2 separate regions of the Homo sapiens genome follow, and region 2 is linked to region 1. Evidence: chromatin loops called from intact Hi-C (ENCODE). Cell type or tissue: PC-3. All regions are shown on one strand.

Region 1 (8,000 bases):
GGTTTCGCTGTGTTGGCCGGGCTGGTCTCCAGCTCCTAACCGCGAGTGATCTGCCAGCCTCGGTCTCCCGAGGTGCCGGGATTGCAGACGGAGTCTCGTTCACTCAGTGCTCAATGTTGCCCAGGCTGGAGTGCAGTGGCGTGATCTCGGCTAGCTACAACCTCCACCTCCCAGCCGCCTGCCTTGGCCTCCCAAAGTGCCGAGATTGCAGCCTCTGCCCGGCCGCCACCCCGTCTGGGAAGTGAAGAGCGTCTCTGCCCGGCTGCCCATCGTCTGGGATGCAAGGAGCCCCTCTGCCCGGCTGCCCAGTCTGGGAAGTGAGGAGTGCCTCTTCCCGGCCGCCATCCAGTCTAGGAAGTGAGGAGCGTCTCTGCCCGGCCGCCCATCGTGAGATGTGGGGAGCACCTCTGCCCCTCCGCCCCGTCTGGGATGTGAGGAGTGCCTCTGCCCGGCCGCGACCCTGTCTGGGAGCTGAGGAGCGTCTCTGCCTGGCCGCCCCATCTGAGAAGTGAGGAGCCCCTCCGCCCGGCAGCCGCCCCATCTGAGAAGTGAGGAGCCCCTCCGCCCGGCAGCCGCCCCGTCTGAGAAGTGAGGAGCCCCTCCGCCCGGCAGCCGCCCCGTCTGAGAAGTGAGGAGCCCCTCCGCCCGGCAGCCGCCCCGTCTGAGAAGTGAGGAGCCCCTCCGCCCGGCAGCCGCCGCATCTGGGAAGTGAGGAGCGTCTCTGCCCGGCAGCCGCCCCGCCCGGGAGGGAGGTGGGGGGCAGCCCCCGCCCGGCCAGCCGCCCCGTCCGGGAGGGAGGTGGGGGGCAGCCCCCGCCCGGCCAGCCGCCCCGTCCGGGAGGAGGGGGGCACCTCTGCCTGGCCACCCCTTCTGGGAAGTGGGGAGCCCCTCTGCCCGGCCGCCACCCCCTCTGGGAGGTGTACCCAACAGCTCATTGGGAGCGGGCCATGACGACGATGGCGGTTTTGTCCAATAGAGAGGGGGGAAATGTGGGGAAAAGATGGGGAAATCAGATTGTTGCTGTGTCTGTGTAGAAAGAGGCGGGCATGGGAGACTCCATTTCGTTCTGTACTAGGAGAAATTCTTCTGCCTTGGGATGCTGTTGATCTATGACCTTGCCCCCAACCCGGTGCTCTCTGAAACATGTGCTGTGTCCACTCAGGGTTAAATGGATTAAGGGCGGTGCAAGATGTGCTTTGTTAAACAGATGCTTGAAGGCAGCATGCTCGTTAAGAGTCATCACCACTCCCTAATCTCAAGTACCCAGGGACACAAACACTGCGGTAGGCCGCAGGGTCCTCTGCCTAGGAAAACCAGAGACCTTTGTTCACTTGTTTATCTGCTGAACTTCCCTCCACTATTGTCCTATGACCCTGCCAAATCCCCCTATGCGAGAAACACCCAAGAATGATCAATAAAAAAAAATAAAAAGAAAAAAAAAAAAAAGAAAAAAAAAGAGTCATCACCACTCCCTAATCTCAAGTACCCAGGGATACAAACACTGCGGAAGGCCCCAGGGTCCTCTGCCTAGAAAACCAGAGACCTTTGTTCACTTGTTTGTCTGCTGACCTTCCCTCCACTGTTGTCCTGTGACCCTGCCAAATCCCCCTCTGCGAGAAACACCCAAGAATGATCAATAAAAAAAATAAATAAAAAATAAAAAAATAAAAAGATATCAATATAATACATATAAAATATTTAATATTTTCCATCCCCCAAAGCATTTCCTTGCACAGCCTACATTTCATACCACTGCTCTCAACAACCATTCAGATGCTAAGCATTGCAAAATACATACTGAGCCCACATCCACTGCCTTCTCCAGCAACCTCCTTTCAAAGACCACACTTAACTTCCACATAATCATACGTTCACCATCCTTCATTTAAGTTTGGAATTTTATTTCAATTTTTTCCTAGTTTAGTGGATTGAATATGAATACCGACATTTGGAGATACACAAATTTTTAAACTTCCTGTACCAGGTGGGAGGGGAAACTACTTAGTATATTGGTGAAGATGGCCTATCTAAGAGCTAATTAGTTTGACAAAATGGGAATACTTCAGAAATTAATATGCCATTAGCTCACCTTTATTTCATGTTCATCATGCTGTTTAGAGTTTCATATAAAGTTGAAATGAATTCAGTTCAAATTCAGAAAACTGAAAAAATATAAATCAAGACTACCTCAGCCCAGCGGTGGCTCAGGCCTATAATCCCAGCACTTTGGGAGGCTGAGGCAGGTGGATCATTTGTGGTCAGGAGTTCAAGACCAGCCTGGCCAACATGGTGAAACTCTGCTTCCACTAAAAAGTACAAAAATTAGCTGGGCAGTAATGGCACACACCTGTAATCCCAGCTACTTGGGAGGTTGAGGCAGGAGAATCGCTTGAACCTGGGAGGTGGAGGCTGCAGTGAGCAGAGATTGCGCCACTGCACTCCAGTCTGGGCGACTGTCTCAAAAAAAAAGACTACTTCAGCCCAATAATTCCACTTCTAGGAATCTAAAGGAAATAATCAAAGATTCATGTGCAGCTGGGCATTGTGGCTCACACCTGTAATCCCAGCACTTTGAGAGGCCAAGGCAGGAGGATCACTAAGCCCAAGAATTTGAGACCAGTCTGGACAAAATAGGGAGATTCTGTCTCTAGGGAGATTTTATCTCTAAAAAAATTTTTTTTTAATTTAAAAATTAGCCAAGCATAGTGGCATGTGCCTGTAGTCCTAGCTACTTGGGTGGCTGAGGTGGAAGGATCATTTGACCCTGGGAGGTCAAGACTGCAGTGAGCTGTGATCACACCACTGCACTCAAGCCTGAGCAACTTCGAGACCCTGTCTCAAAAAAAAAAAATAAAAGATTTGCATGCAAGGATGTTTGTTTTGGAGTTACACAAGGAAAACATAAATAAATGTCAACAGCACAGAATCCTTTTTGAAACTAAATAGTGGAATATTATGTGTAACTATTAAAAATTATGTCCTGGGCTGCGTGCAGTGGCTCACGCCTGTAATCCCAACACTTTGGGAGGCTGAGGTGGGCGGATCACCAGGTCAGGAAATTGAGACCATCCTGGCTAACACAGTACAACACTGTCTCTACTAAAAATACAAAAAATTAGCCAGGCGTGGTGGCATGTGCCTGTAATCCCAGCTACTCGGAAGGCTGAGGCAGAAGAATCGCTTGAACCCGGGAGGCAGAGGTTGCAGTGAGCCAAGATGGCGCCACTGCACTCCAGCCTGGCCGACAGAGCGAGACTCCATCTCAAAAAAAATAAATAAATAAAAATAAAAAATAAATAAAAAATTTAAAGAAATTAAAATTATGTCCTCAGCTGGGCATGGTGGCTGACACCTGTAATCCCAGCAATTTGGGAGGCCAAGGAGGGCAGATTGCTTGAGCCCAGGAGTTCAAGATCAGCTTGGGCAACACAAAGACCCCGTCTCTACAAAAAATACAAAAATTAGCCTGGCATGGTAGCATGTCTGTGGTCCCACCTACACCCAGCTACTTGGGAAGGTGGGAGGATCACTTCAGCCCAGGAGCTTGAGGCTGCGATGGGCCGTGCTTCAGGCCGAGTGCACTGCACTCCAGCCTGGGTGACAAAGCAAGACCCTGTCTTCAAAAAAGAAAGAAAAAAATTGTCCTCTAGAATGTTTAATAAAATGATATTGTGAACATTTAAATTTTGCTGTCAAATGAAATATCTATGTATAAAGTCTTAGTTTTGTTAATGTGTTTATATATGAGTGAATATATATATAATTGCAGCAAAATATTAACAGTGGCTATATGTAGGTGGCATAAGAGTATTTTTCTTCCTCATACTTTTCTGTTTCTCCAGTTTTCTGCAATACGTATATTTATTTTAATATCAGGAAAAAAACTTCAAAAGTTACTTAAAGAAAATCCTATAGCCATTCGTTGTGGCTCATGCCTATAATCCCAGCACTTTGGGAGGCTGAGGCAGGTGGATCATCTGAGACCAGGAGTTCGAGACCAGCCTGGCCAACATGATGAAAGCCTGTCTCTACTAAAAATACAAAAATTAGCTGGGCATGGTGGCACGTGCCTGTAGTCCCCGCTACTCAGAAGGCTGAGGCAGGAAAATCACTTGGACTCACGAGGCAGAGGTTTCAGTGAGCTGAGATCACACCACTGCATTCCAGCCTGGGTGACAGCACAAGACTCTGTCTCAAAAAAAAAAAAAAAAAAAAAAAAAAAAGGAAAAGAAAAGAAAATTCTATATATTCAAATAGCCAGTACATTTTCTGTGCTTGCAATTTGTTAAGCCTGAAAAAAACAGATATATCTTACTCATATGAACATTAGTGTTTTTCTGAGCACAGAAGTCACCAGTTTAGATAAACCATACTGAGGACCTATGTGGAATAGACTCACTAGTTATTGCAGCCCATGACTGGGCTCATTCAAAATTCAAGCAAAACAAAAAGTCTGTGGTTACTAAATGAAACCACCAGGTGCCACTATTGCTTCACACAAAGTAGTAAAATACTTAGCATGACTATTTTTCAGGAAGAATAAATACATGCTTTCACTCTGAATAATATTAAAATCTTCTTAGAAAACATAATAAATTATTATGTTCACTTCATTTCAGTAATTTTATGCACATATCCCAAAGGTCAATTGGGAGAGATGTGAAAGTGTGGTTCCTATCAATTCCTATATATGAACCAATGGGGTTGGAACTGAAAATAAAAAACACATTATAGGAAGAAATAAATTCAGGCCATAAAAGTTGACTTTATCTTCTGAAATGCCCTACTAATAGCAGAATTTTAATGCTACTGTGTACCACTGTTTCTGTGGAAAATGTATTCTTCATTCCAACTCTGAATGGCAGGGGATACATGTCTCTCTACCCTGACTTCCACTTTCAACTGGTAGCTATTTAACTTCTCCATCTATAAAATAGTAATACTAACCTCATAGAGTTGTTTTAACGATTTAATAGCTACATCTCTGTAGTGTGGGTAAAAAAAATTTTTTTTAATAAAAAACTTGAAAAAAGACTGAATAGCATCATAAATAACATAGAGAGGGTTAGACAATTTATTACTTCTCTGTAGGAATAAAAAGCTTCCAACTTCTTTGGCTGCTGAGGCCACATCTAAATAAGACCAGGGAATCTCTCTATCCCAGTGGTAAAAAAGGGTGCTAGGTTGGTGTCTCAGGACATGGGTCTTTTGACTCATGTCTGATTCAGGCTCTGTCACCTATGAGGAGTAAACCATGACAAGTCACTTCATTCACTGGGCCTTCAGGTTTCTCATCTTTGAAATAAGGGGGTTGGATCAAATGGCTCTTAAGTCCCCTCCAGCCAAGAATCCCATGGTTCTATAAAACCTGTACCACAGAGATTGTCATTCTATTTTTGCATAATATACTTTTCTGACTCAACATTTTGCAGGAATTACAATTGGAGGACAAAGGGTTGTAGTAACCATTGGTGCATGCCATGATTCAATCATTTGACATTTATTGAGCTCTTCAATGTACCAGACAAAGTGCTAGACTCTAAGGATATAAAAATGATTATACTACCTCTTCATTCAAGGATTCTACAGTCAAATTAAGAAACAGACACAAATGCATAATTACAATGCAACAGGCTGGAGGTATGGATTGTGGCTTATCTAAGGAGCTATGGCAATACATGATGAGGTAGATACCTCATCTTCAGTATGGCTGTTGTTCAGTCAGTTTCATGGAATTAAGAATAACCGTGAGTGACTTTTCTGATTTGCCTAGAGCTGTTTTCAAGATGAGAAACTTTCTGGGCTATCCTTTTGTGGCTATATAGACTTTTGCCTCCGAGAGACTTAGACAAAGTATTTTCTCAAGTACACATTGCTTGCTAGGTTTTATTACCTATATGAAAATAAGAAGTGAACTCCCTGTAGCACAGCAGAAAGAAGACAGATAATTATTTGTGCTAGACCAGAAGAGATTGTCCTGCATTTAGCATAGATATTCACGCTCAATTTCGGTCCCATTATGTTTCTAAATTCCTTTTCCTCCTTAGTGTTTTTCACTGGCTGTTTCCTCTTCTCTGAAAAATGCTACGCTAAACTTTTCCAAATCTTTCTCAACTGGGTCAGCAACTCTAAACCCCTGCTGCATCTCTGCTCTTGCCAATATACCTTCATTGATCTGAGACTCTCAAACCAGGGCATTAAGGGGTTGGAGAAGAAATGAAAGAGCAAATGCCAACCTGTGCTACCTAGCAATTTCAAAGGCTACCAAATCCCCATCTGCTTACCAGACTTTCAGTAGTAAGCTCCGGCAAATCCTGGATGGTACAGCAAGGATAATCCAGGACTGAGATGCTGTAAGATGCAGAGATAAGGACAGGCTTTAGGTAAATGGCAACAGCAGGAATTGGCTGTATCTGGAAAGGGCAGGAGTTATTTCTCTCCAGCAGCCCCTATCCATTTCCCAAATTGCTTAGTGACCTCAGCTGAAATGAGGGCTCTGGTGCCAGGCAACTCTAGCTCCAGTCTCCTTTCCTGTCATGAGAGGAACCAATGAGTTCTTTGAGGCTGGCACCCATCTGGTAGATGCAAAAGAAAGCAGAAAGAGAGCCTCTTTTCTTAGCACTCCTTGCTTCTTTAAAGGAACATGTAAACTTGAGTGCATTTGTGTTTCTGCATTTAACTGTATGTGTGAATATAACTGCTCCCACAGACACTGCCCAAACCCATCCCACTGGATAACAATCTGAGGATGGGAGGATGAAATGATCCTCCTGTGTCTCTCACCAGATCTTTCTGAAAGCTGGGAGCTCTGGGGAATGATTACAGAAGCCACTCCTAAAGGAAGCTTGAGACAGGGGCAGTTTCCTATAGAAAGGCTAATCTAGTAACTCAAGAATGGTAATAGCTGACAGTGGGGGACTGCAAGCTACAGCTCTGTAGTGAGCCCAGGGAAGCAGGCATGAGTTAGGAGGGGAAATAAGGCATTGCATTATGACAAGGACATAGTTACAAAATAAATGACAGCTGTCTCTTTCCTCTTCTCCCTTCTTCACTGACACAATACAGAATCTGGACTAGCTAATCTCTAATGCCCCTTCTGGTTCTGATGTTCCATGAGGTTTTGAACACCAACCTATCTGAACTAGTGCAGCTGGAAATGGATAAAGGATGTTGGCAAAGCAGTGGCTTTGACGACGACAAGTTCACACTGCTATAATGAACCTGTCTCTACATTTTAAAAGTCAAAACTTCTATACAAGTAAAAGGCAACAATTTATTTGGCCAGAAATGTTTACCTTTGTCCAAGATAACCTGGGGGACCAGGGTAGGAGAGGAGAAGGGTCAGCTTGGGAGAGGGCAGTGTCAAACTACCTGTAATGTTGTTCATCATCTTGATTCACTCTATTGGATTTTCCCAGGGTTGCCAGTTCTGTACTGCTCCATTAGGATGAACATTCTTGGCTGGCTCATCCACCTATCCACCCACCTCCCACTGACAAAGCCCTATGGCAAAGTAGTTGCCGGCGACCAGGAAATGGGGGTGGGAAATCAAAGATAGATTTGTTCCATTCTCTTAGTGAATTGAAATCTAGCCTAAGGGGGCATAAAATTAATTTACAAGTATCTAGAACATCTAGATTGTTAAGAGCCATGAGAAAATTCTGCAATAATGAGCTGTGATCTCCAAGTTCTCAGAGATCATTCAAAAGTAAAACTTACAGATGGTGCATAAGAGGATCATCTTGTTCAGGCCAACCTTAGCAAAAGGTGTAGTCTGTTGCTACCACTCTTCCAACTCCAAACTGAACCAAATGGACATCTATTGAATTGTCTGTACCTCCCATTCTAGGTCCATGGGTGCAGAAGGAACATTCAATTTCTGTATACCACTCCCCTAGCCACAGTTGATCTAGGAGTGAACCTCTAACCCAGGGAATCTGGAATAGGGATTGAAGAGTCAATTCAGTCTCTGAGGTGGGGCATGTTTAGCTCATATAGAC
Region 2 (8,000 bases), 71 kb after region 1:
TAAAAGACCTGTAACACTGAAAGTCTGGTTTCTATCCTAGAGAAACTAATGACCAGACAGGAAGGTTAAATAAAATACATATTTTCTCACTCCCTGCCATCTAACCAATCCTATATGTAAGGGTTTTTTTCCTTTTTTTTTCCCCTTTCTTGCAAGTGGTGCAGAAAGGAAGAAGATGTAGATAACACAGTAACTTTTAAACATAAAAGCAACATACATTTATTAGATAATATTTTGAAAATATAATATTTAGAAATAGAAAAGATACAAAGGAGAAAATAAAAATAATGTAATTTTAATTTATGAGGTGACAAAGCTCTGGCTTTATGGAGACATTATCCAGAGGTGCTACATGAATCCTTTCCAGAAATAACCAAAGCCAAAAAACTTAGAATCTCAACTGGACATCACAACTTCATCTCAAAGATAATAAACATTACCCATCAAGAATTGATTCACGGCAACAGTAGAGGTTGTCAAATTTCTGTTTGGTGACTGAGTCATTGACATTCATGGCTGGAACACACAGCTTCCCAGCTTTGGACAGTTGGTACAGCCTGAGGATGAGGGAAGCCAAGAACAAAAAACACCAGGACATTACAATCTACCATTGCTTTCATAGGAGGCCCCAGAAATACGTTGATTGGGTAGGCATGAGACCATGAGACATGACTAGTTTCATCCTGTTAGGTGGCCACTGAGAAATAAAGAATATCTTTCTAGAGCCTGCATATATAGCTTCACAATAAAGATTTTATTCAAAAGTCATGTGGGGGAAATCCTTGACCCACCTCTAAATTTTAAGGCCTTCACTGGAGACTATAAAAAGTGGGAGAGTGGGAGCGGGTTGAAGGTTGAAAAATTACCTACTAGGTACAATGTTCACTAAATCTGCACTGGTCTCCCTGCCTGCCAGAACTACAAGTGCATGAGACTACGCCTGGCTGTTTGTGCTTTTATTGTTTGTTTGTTTGTTTTGAGATGGAGTCTCACTCTTGTTGTCCCCGCTGGAGAGCAATGGTGTGATCTCAGCTTACTGCAACCTCTGCCTCCAGGGTTCAAGCGATTTTTGTGCTTCAGACTCCTGAGTAGCTGGGATTATAGGCGCCCGCCACCACACTCAGCTAATTTTTGTATTTTTAGTAGAGACGGGGTTTCACCACGTTGGCCAGGCTGGTCTTGAACTCCTGACCTCAGTTTTGTACATTCAAAAAGATGATAATGTATTGAAGCAGTGATGGTGGCTGGTTCAGAATTTACTTCCCTACAACTTTTTTTTTTCATACTTTTAGTTCTTTATGGGTGAAATAAATCATAGAAATGATCACAGAAATTGAACTGAAATAATTCCAATTTTACTCAGAGAATTATTACTCATTTGAGAAGCAGAACCCTACATCCTTGCTCTCCATGTAAGAATGTAAGCTCTAAGATGGCAGAGTTTTTTTCTGTCTGTTTTGTCTACTGCTAGATTCCTAGCATCTAGAGCAGTTCCTCATTCATTGTAGAAGTTCAATAAATATTTGTTGAATGAATGAATGAATATATGTGTCCAAAAAGGACAAGTTAATTGTTTACAATCACTAGAAAACATGAGGACTTCACTTGTTCTCCCACCTGCCCCCTTCTCACTATTTTAGGTTCATTATTTGTGTTGTTAATTAAAAAAAAAAAACAAGAGAGATCTGCTCACCTCATAGCAAGCTGAGATCTGGTCACCTCATAGCAAGCTGAGATGTGGTTACCTCATAGCAGGCTCCAATTTTTTTTTTTTTTTTTTTTTTTTTTTTTTTGAGATGGAGTCTCGCTCTGTCACCCAGGCTGGAGTGCAGTGGCATGATCTCTGCTCACTGCAAGCTCCGCCTCCTGGGTTCATGCCATTCTCCTCCCTCAGCCTCCCGAGTAGCTGGGACCACAGGCGCCCACCACACCAGGCTAATTTTTTTGTATTTTTAGTAGAGACGGGGTTTCACCGTGTTAGCCAGGATGGTCTTGATCTCCTGACCTCGTGATCCGCCCACCTCAGCCTCCCAAAGTGCTGGGATTACAGGCGTGAGCCACCGCGCCTGGCCCAGGCTCCAATTTTTAACATGTGTTTTATAGGTATGTGTTTATAAGATTTTATGTCTAGACTGCATAAAACCAGGTATGCCCATGTCAAATCTTACCTGTGAACTCCAGTAACACTCTCCTCTACTATGCCCTTGATTTTCTTAAACATGTTGGGATACTTTTTATAAATCCAGTGGGTAAGATCCCCTCCATCATCCAAGATCTGCAATAGTAAGCATCAATAACATCATTCACTTTGCTGAAGTCTCAAGGCTTCAGTGCTTCTCTGGGTCTTGCATCCCAATCTAATTAGCAATTTACAGATATTTAAAATTTCCCATATGGTTATGCAAAGTAACTTAAAGCCAGAGTAAATACAATAATCTGCCAAATAGTCATTATATTGAAGTAAAAGACAATGAGAGGAGAAAGGCCAATTGTAATTCGCGCAGCCAAACGACCCTCCCCGTGACATATCTACTGTATCAAAATATACAGCAACTAACCGAGGATTTTCTTATGGATTGGTAACTTGTAGTTACTAGGCCACTAGATCTTGAATCTACTATAGGTATTCAGAAAGCCTAAAGGGACTTTAAATATATTCAGTCAAGACTTAGTTTAAATAAACAGCCTCAGTTTACACAGCCTCTTGAGAAAAAAAAGAAAAATAAATCAATAAATGGTCAGATAATTAAGTCTCCCTGTCAGAACAATGGTTTATAAAACTGTATTCCTTAATCCTTTTCTTCTCCCAAAGTATAGGCACTCTCCCACCCAAAATATCAGGCAGCACTGTAGGGTTTTGCCTAGCACAACCTCACACTCTGTACAAACCAAATTAAAAATAACCAGGGAACCGTGCAGCATGTAGGTGTGCAAGCATGCCTCTGAACAGCTCATCTATCACTATTTCAGGTTGGGATTAAAGATAAACACAACGCTGTGCCCACTGGAGCTTTCATCAGCAGAGAAAAGCTTTTGAATTATAAAACTAAAGAAAAACCAGCTTAGAACATTGTTAGGCACGAGGCTGTGACACTTCAGTCCTTCCCTAGGCTGTCAGAAGTGTTTAGCAGGACTCTGCAAATTGTTATACCCATCCTCCTGGAAAGTCCCACAGAACTGGGTTGCCCTCTGCTGACATGCACCCATCTTGCAGTCTCATCAATTATCAACTCTACTATAAGTGCCAAAACTGCCATTCTGGACCCCAGAGTACACAAAATCCCCAACCTCATGTCTACCACCTGATCTCTTTTTTGCTTTTGCTCTTGCTGTTGACCTATTTTCTCTCACTCAAACCTTGCTTGAGAACCAGGATCCAAGTTAGGACTCTCATCAAAGCTCTTGTACTTGCTCCATACTACAAGTAGAAACCCCCAGAACAGATGCCCCAAGAAAGCAAAAAGCTCTTCTGAGTTTCTCTCTCCCATTCTCCATGTATGGAATCCCTGATGAAGTTTTCCCTTCCACAGAAAAGATAAGAGACAAGAGAGATTGAACAACTGGAAACTCTGTGTTGTAAGTTTCACTATTCTTATCCACTAGAGACAGTAGTTGCTGTCTCTAAGATTTACTTAATGAATGCTGCCCATAATTCTCACCATATAAATCTACTGCAGAAAATTATTGTCATCAGGAAATCTTCCAGAGGTTGGGAAGCAAGGAGAAGTACTAAATCTTGACAGAATCCAAACAGGTATGGGTCCTGTTTTCTGGGGTGACAACTGTTTTTGTCCTTGTCTTACTCTCTTTATTAACCTTCCTAGCAGTTTGTGCTGGTTCTACAGTTTGTAAAAGTTCTCCAGGTATAATCCTAATGTCCTCCCTGGGTTCCTGACTTTAAAAATCAATGTTTTATTCCCAGGAGAAACCCCCTGGCATATCTGCTTCAGCATCTGTCAGTCACACTCCCTTGTGTCACTATTAAAACTGTTGGAATGAGCTGACTCATCTTACAGCCACTGTCAACTCTGCTCCCCCACCCCTTTAGGATATGAAGCTCTAACCCAGCTTCCTCAAACAAGCCTGGTGCAGTGTGACCTGGATCACAGAATTCAGAAAGAAGCTACTTCTCTGCCATGCACCAAGTGAGGCCTGCTCTGCAGCCTTCAGCAGCAAGCAATGGTTGGACTAGAGCTTCAGGGATTCTTTTCTCAGTACATTCCCTAATTTCTGCCCCCTCCCCCTAGGGGAGAGGGCAGAATTATTTGCAAAATAGGAGCACCTTATACTTTGTGTAGCTTTTTTGGGGGGGGGCACTGGGATGGGGGCATGGTTTCACTCTCTCACCCAGGCTGGACTGCAGTGGTGTGATCTCGGCTCACTGCAACCTCCACCTCCTGGGCTCAAGTGATCCTCCCACTTAGGAGTCCCAGCCTCCTAAGTAGCTGGGACTACTACTACAGGTGCATGCCAACACATCCTGCTAATTTTTGTATTTTTTGTAGAAAGCCTATGTTGCCCAGGCTGGTCTCGAACTCCTGGGCTGAAGTAATCCACCTGCCTTGGGCTCCCAAAGTGCTGGGATTACAGGCCACCACACCTGGCCCTTTGTGTAGCTTTTTGCCTCTTTGCAAATCTAATGTGCTATGAGGCTTCAAGACTTGATCTTCTAAAAAATAAAACAAAAATAAAAATGAAGCAAAAATTAAAACCCTAAAACTTCATCTCGTCTTTTTTAATGTGGGGAAAGAATATAAAGAGAAGAAATTTGAACTTGTAAGCTCTTCAGGTTTACTATAAATTCATTATATGAATATTATTTTTATTTTTTTTCTAGTCCTGACTAACATTACAAGTATATGGATTCTAGAGAGAAGGCTAAGTATCTCCAGAGTTCTGGGGTGGTTTGTTTGGGTTTTTTGGTTGTTGTAAGGGGTGGGAAGTAGGCAGTAGCAGGGGATGGAAACTCATTACTATTGTTTTTTAACCAGCCACATGTGAATCCTGGGCAGTGCTTTAATGTTTCTAATGAATATAAATGCTTCCAACATTAGAACCAATAATTAAGGCACTCTGAGGTTATAAGAGCTTCAATACTCTTGGGGTACCCGTAGCATAAGAATCTAGTTCTGCTGGAAACCCAGGTATATCAGATAGAAATGAAGCCATTTTCCTTCCTTCTTGTTGGGAAACCCTCTCCTAGGCCATAACCTCCACCCATCCCCATTCCTGACCCCTACAGAATTGTGTTAGCAGAAATCTGACCCACCATGTTTGGCTGCCAGCCCTCCACATTCACACATCTATCGATACACCACCAAAAGTCATCTTCTGACTCTCCCTTCCAGGCAAAAACAGGAAATCCTGGGAAAAAAAGGAACAAAGGGAAACCATTAAAGACCAAAAAAGGCTGACCCCCTAATTTTAGTGAGAAGATTCTGGTTTTTCCTAATTTCCAACTCTCTCATTCTGCTATACTCCTTGGATTGACATTCTTCACTGATTGGCGTTGCCTTCAGCCCCTTTATCCATTCCTTTGTCTTTGTTGGTCATTCTGCTCTTATTAGCCCAAGGAGGACAAGCAGAATGGACAAAAGTATGACAGTTGTTTAAAATGTAATGAAAGGGGGCCAGGTGCGGTGGCTCACTCCTGAAATCCCAGCACCTTGGGAGGCTGAGGTGGGTGGATCACCTGAGGTTAGGAGTTCAAGGCCAGCCTGGCCAACATGATGAAACCTGTTTCTACTAAAAATACAAAAATTAGTTGGGCGTGGTGGTGCATGCCTGTAATCTCAGCTACTTGGGAGCCTGAGGCAGGAGAATTGCTTGAACCTGGGAGGTGGAGGTTGCAGTGAGCCAAGATCGTGCCACTGCACTCCAGCCTGGGCGACAGGGCGTGACTCTGTCTCAAAAAAAAAAAAAAAAAAAAGTGACTAAAGGGAAAACAAAAACCAGAAACAGGTACTTCTTGATCCACTCAAACTGGCATTCTCACCATTTCCCAATTACACTTTAATTTTTCTTGCTTCTATACTTTAATCATTCCACCCTATTATTAAGAAAAAAACCCTTACGTGTTTCTCCACTTGCTAAAACGTTACTAGAATTCATAGCCCAGTTAAGTGTCATGTTCCTAATGAAGTCTGATTAACCCAGCTGGAAATGAGCTCTCAAGGAATCTTAACTTTTCTTTTCTTTTTTTTTTTTGAGACGGAGTCTTGCTCTGTCACCCAGGCTGGAGTGCAGTGGCATAATCTCGGCTCACTGCAACCTCTGCCTCCTGGGTTCAAGCGATTCTCCTGCCTTAGCCTCCTGAGTAGCTGGGACTACAGGTGCGTGGCACCACGCCCAGCTAATTTTTGTACTTTTAGTAAAGACGGGGTTTCACCATATTGGCCAGGCTGGTCTCGAACTTCTGACCTCATGATCCGCCCACCTCAGGCTCCCAAAGTGCTGGGATTACAGGTGTGAGCCACCGCGCCTGGCCTCTTTTTTTTTTTTTTTTTTTTTTTGAGATGGAGTCTCACTCTGTCACCCAGGCTAGAGTGCAGTGGCGCGATCTCGGCTCACTGCAGCCTCCGCCTCCTGGGTTCAAGCGATTCTCCTGCCTCAGCCTCATGAGTAGCTAGGATTACAGGCCTGCACCACCACACTCAGCTAATTTTTGTACTCTTAGTAAAGACAGGGTTTCACCATGTTGGCCACGCTGGTCTTGAATTCCTGACCTCAGGTGATCCACCTGCCTCAGCTTCCCAAAGTGGGAATCTGAACTTTCCTAAGCCTCTTGTTTGTGTAGTGAATATGGATTTATAATCTGTCATGGCATTTATTATATATGTCCTTGTATCATCATTATTTATATATGTGTATTATCTCACCAAAATATAAGATTCTGAGGGTAAGGACATTGTCTCATTTGCCCTTACAGCTCTTAGCGTAGGTCAGTAAGCATTTGTTTAAAAAAAAAAATGGGGCAGCCGGGTGCGGTGGCTCACACCTGTAATCCCAGCACTTTGGGAGGCCGAGGCAGGCAGATCATCTGAGGTCAGGAGTTCGAGACCAGCCTGACTAACATGGTGAAACCCCGTCTCTACTAAAAATACAAAAATTAGCCGGGTATAGTGGAGGGCACCTGTAATCCCAGCTACTCAGGAGGCTGAGGCAGGAGAATCGCTTGAACCTGGGAGGCAGAGGTTTCAGTGAGCCGAGATCATGCCACTGCACTCCAGCCTGGGCGACAGAGTGAGACTTCATCTCAAAAAAAATAAATAAATAAAAATAAAAATAAAAATAAAAAATAAAAATTAAATTAAATTTAAAAAAAAAAACAGAAAAAAGAAATGGGCTGGGCATGGTGGCTCACACCTGTAATCCCAGCACTTTGGGAGGATGAGGCAGGAGGATCACTTGAGGCTGGCTGTTTGAGACCAGCCTGAGCAACACAGCAAGACCCTGTGTCTTCAAACATTTTTTTTAAATTAGCTGGGCATGGTGGCACATGCCTGAAGTCCCAGCTACTCAGAAGACTGAAGTGGGAGGATCACCTGTTCCTAGGAATTGAAGGATGCAGTGAAACACGACTGCACTACTGCACCCCAGCCTGGGTGACCCAGCAAGACTCCGTTTCTACTTTTAAAAAAAGGAAAAGAAATGAATGCGTATGTACAATTCACTGGGGTACACATTTAATATTTGTATTAATAAAGTATTAAATATTTTTCTATCATATATACAGCCATAAAATCTTATAAATAAGTAAATTAAAATGAAAGAACAAATGAAATGCTGAGAGTGCTAGCTGTACTGCCAAAGAGTAAAGGCAAGAGGCTGGCAAAGTCCAAATTTCTCTATTTCTTTTGTCCATCAAGTACCAGTGGATGTTGTGATCAAATATTAATCTGCCAGGTCAAGTCTTCTTTACTCCTGAAGCAGAAACACCAAACATTAAGTCAGGGCAAATTACTTGCTGGAAAACCAACAGAGTCACAAAACTATGGCTG

What was found. Hi-C counts contacts between places; a loop is a spot of excess contacts. Peaks named below come from ENCODE experiments on the same cell type or tissue, not always from the same donor. Only the 100,000 strongest peaks of a DNase experiment are listed, where the experiment ranks them.
Region 2: it touches region 1 in a loop (22-fold over the local background); 13 of 110 quality-filtered maps call a loop at or near these places.

What each region holds. Positions count from the first base shown.
Region 1 is chr7:129,469,000-129,476,999 of GRCh38, reverse strand. STRIP2 (striatin interacting protein 2) reads right to left here. Exons shown (of 21, transcript NM_020704.3): 18 at 6,285-6,351. Among named protein-coding and RNA genes, the nearest start is that of SMKR1, 30 kb to the left of the region's middle. RefSeq lists an enhancer at 6,622-7,161. In PC-3, a CTCF peak has its summit at 4,493 (motif pointing right); DNase peaks (open chromatin) are centred at 4,449 and 5,279; H3K27ac peaks cover 1,942 bases.
Region 2 is chr7:129,397,654-129,405,653 of GRCh38, reverse strand. It overlaps AHCYL2 (adenosylhomocysteinase like 2), which reads right to left. Exons shown (of 17, transcript NM_015328.4): 6 at 5,270-5,364; 7 at 2,169-2,275; 8 at 441-557. It also overlaps the pseudogene RNU7-16P. Among named protein-coding and RNA genes, the nearest start is that of STRIP2, 33 kb to the left of the region's middle. In PC-3, a CTCF peak has its summit at 3,202 (motif pointing left); a DNase peak (open chromatin) is centred at 4,033; H3K27ac peaks cover 1,352 bases.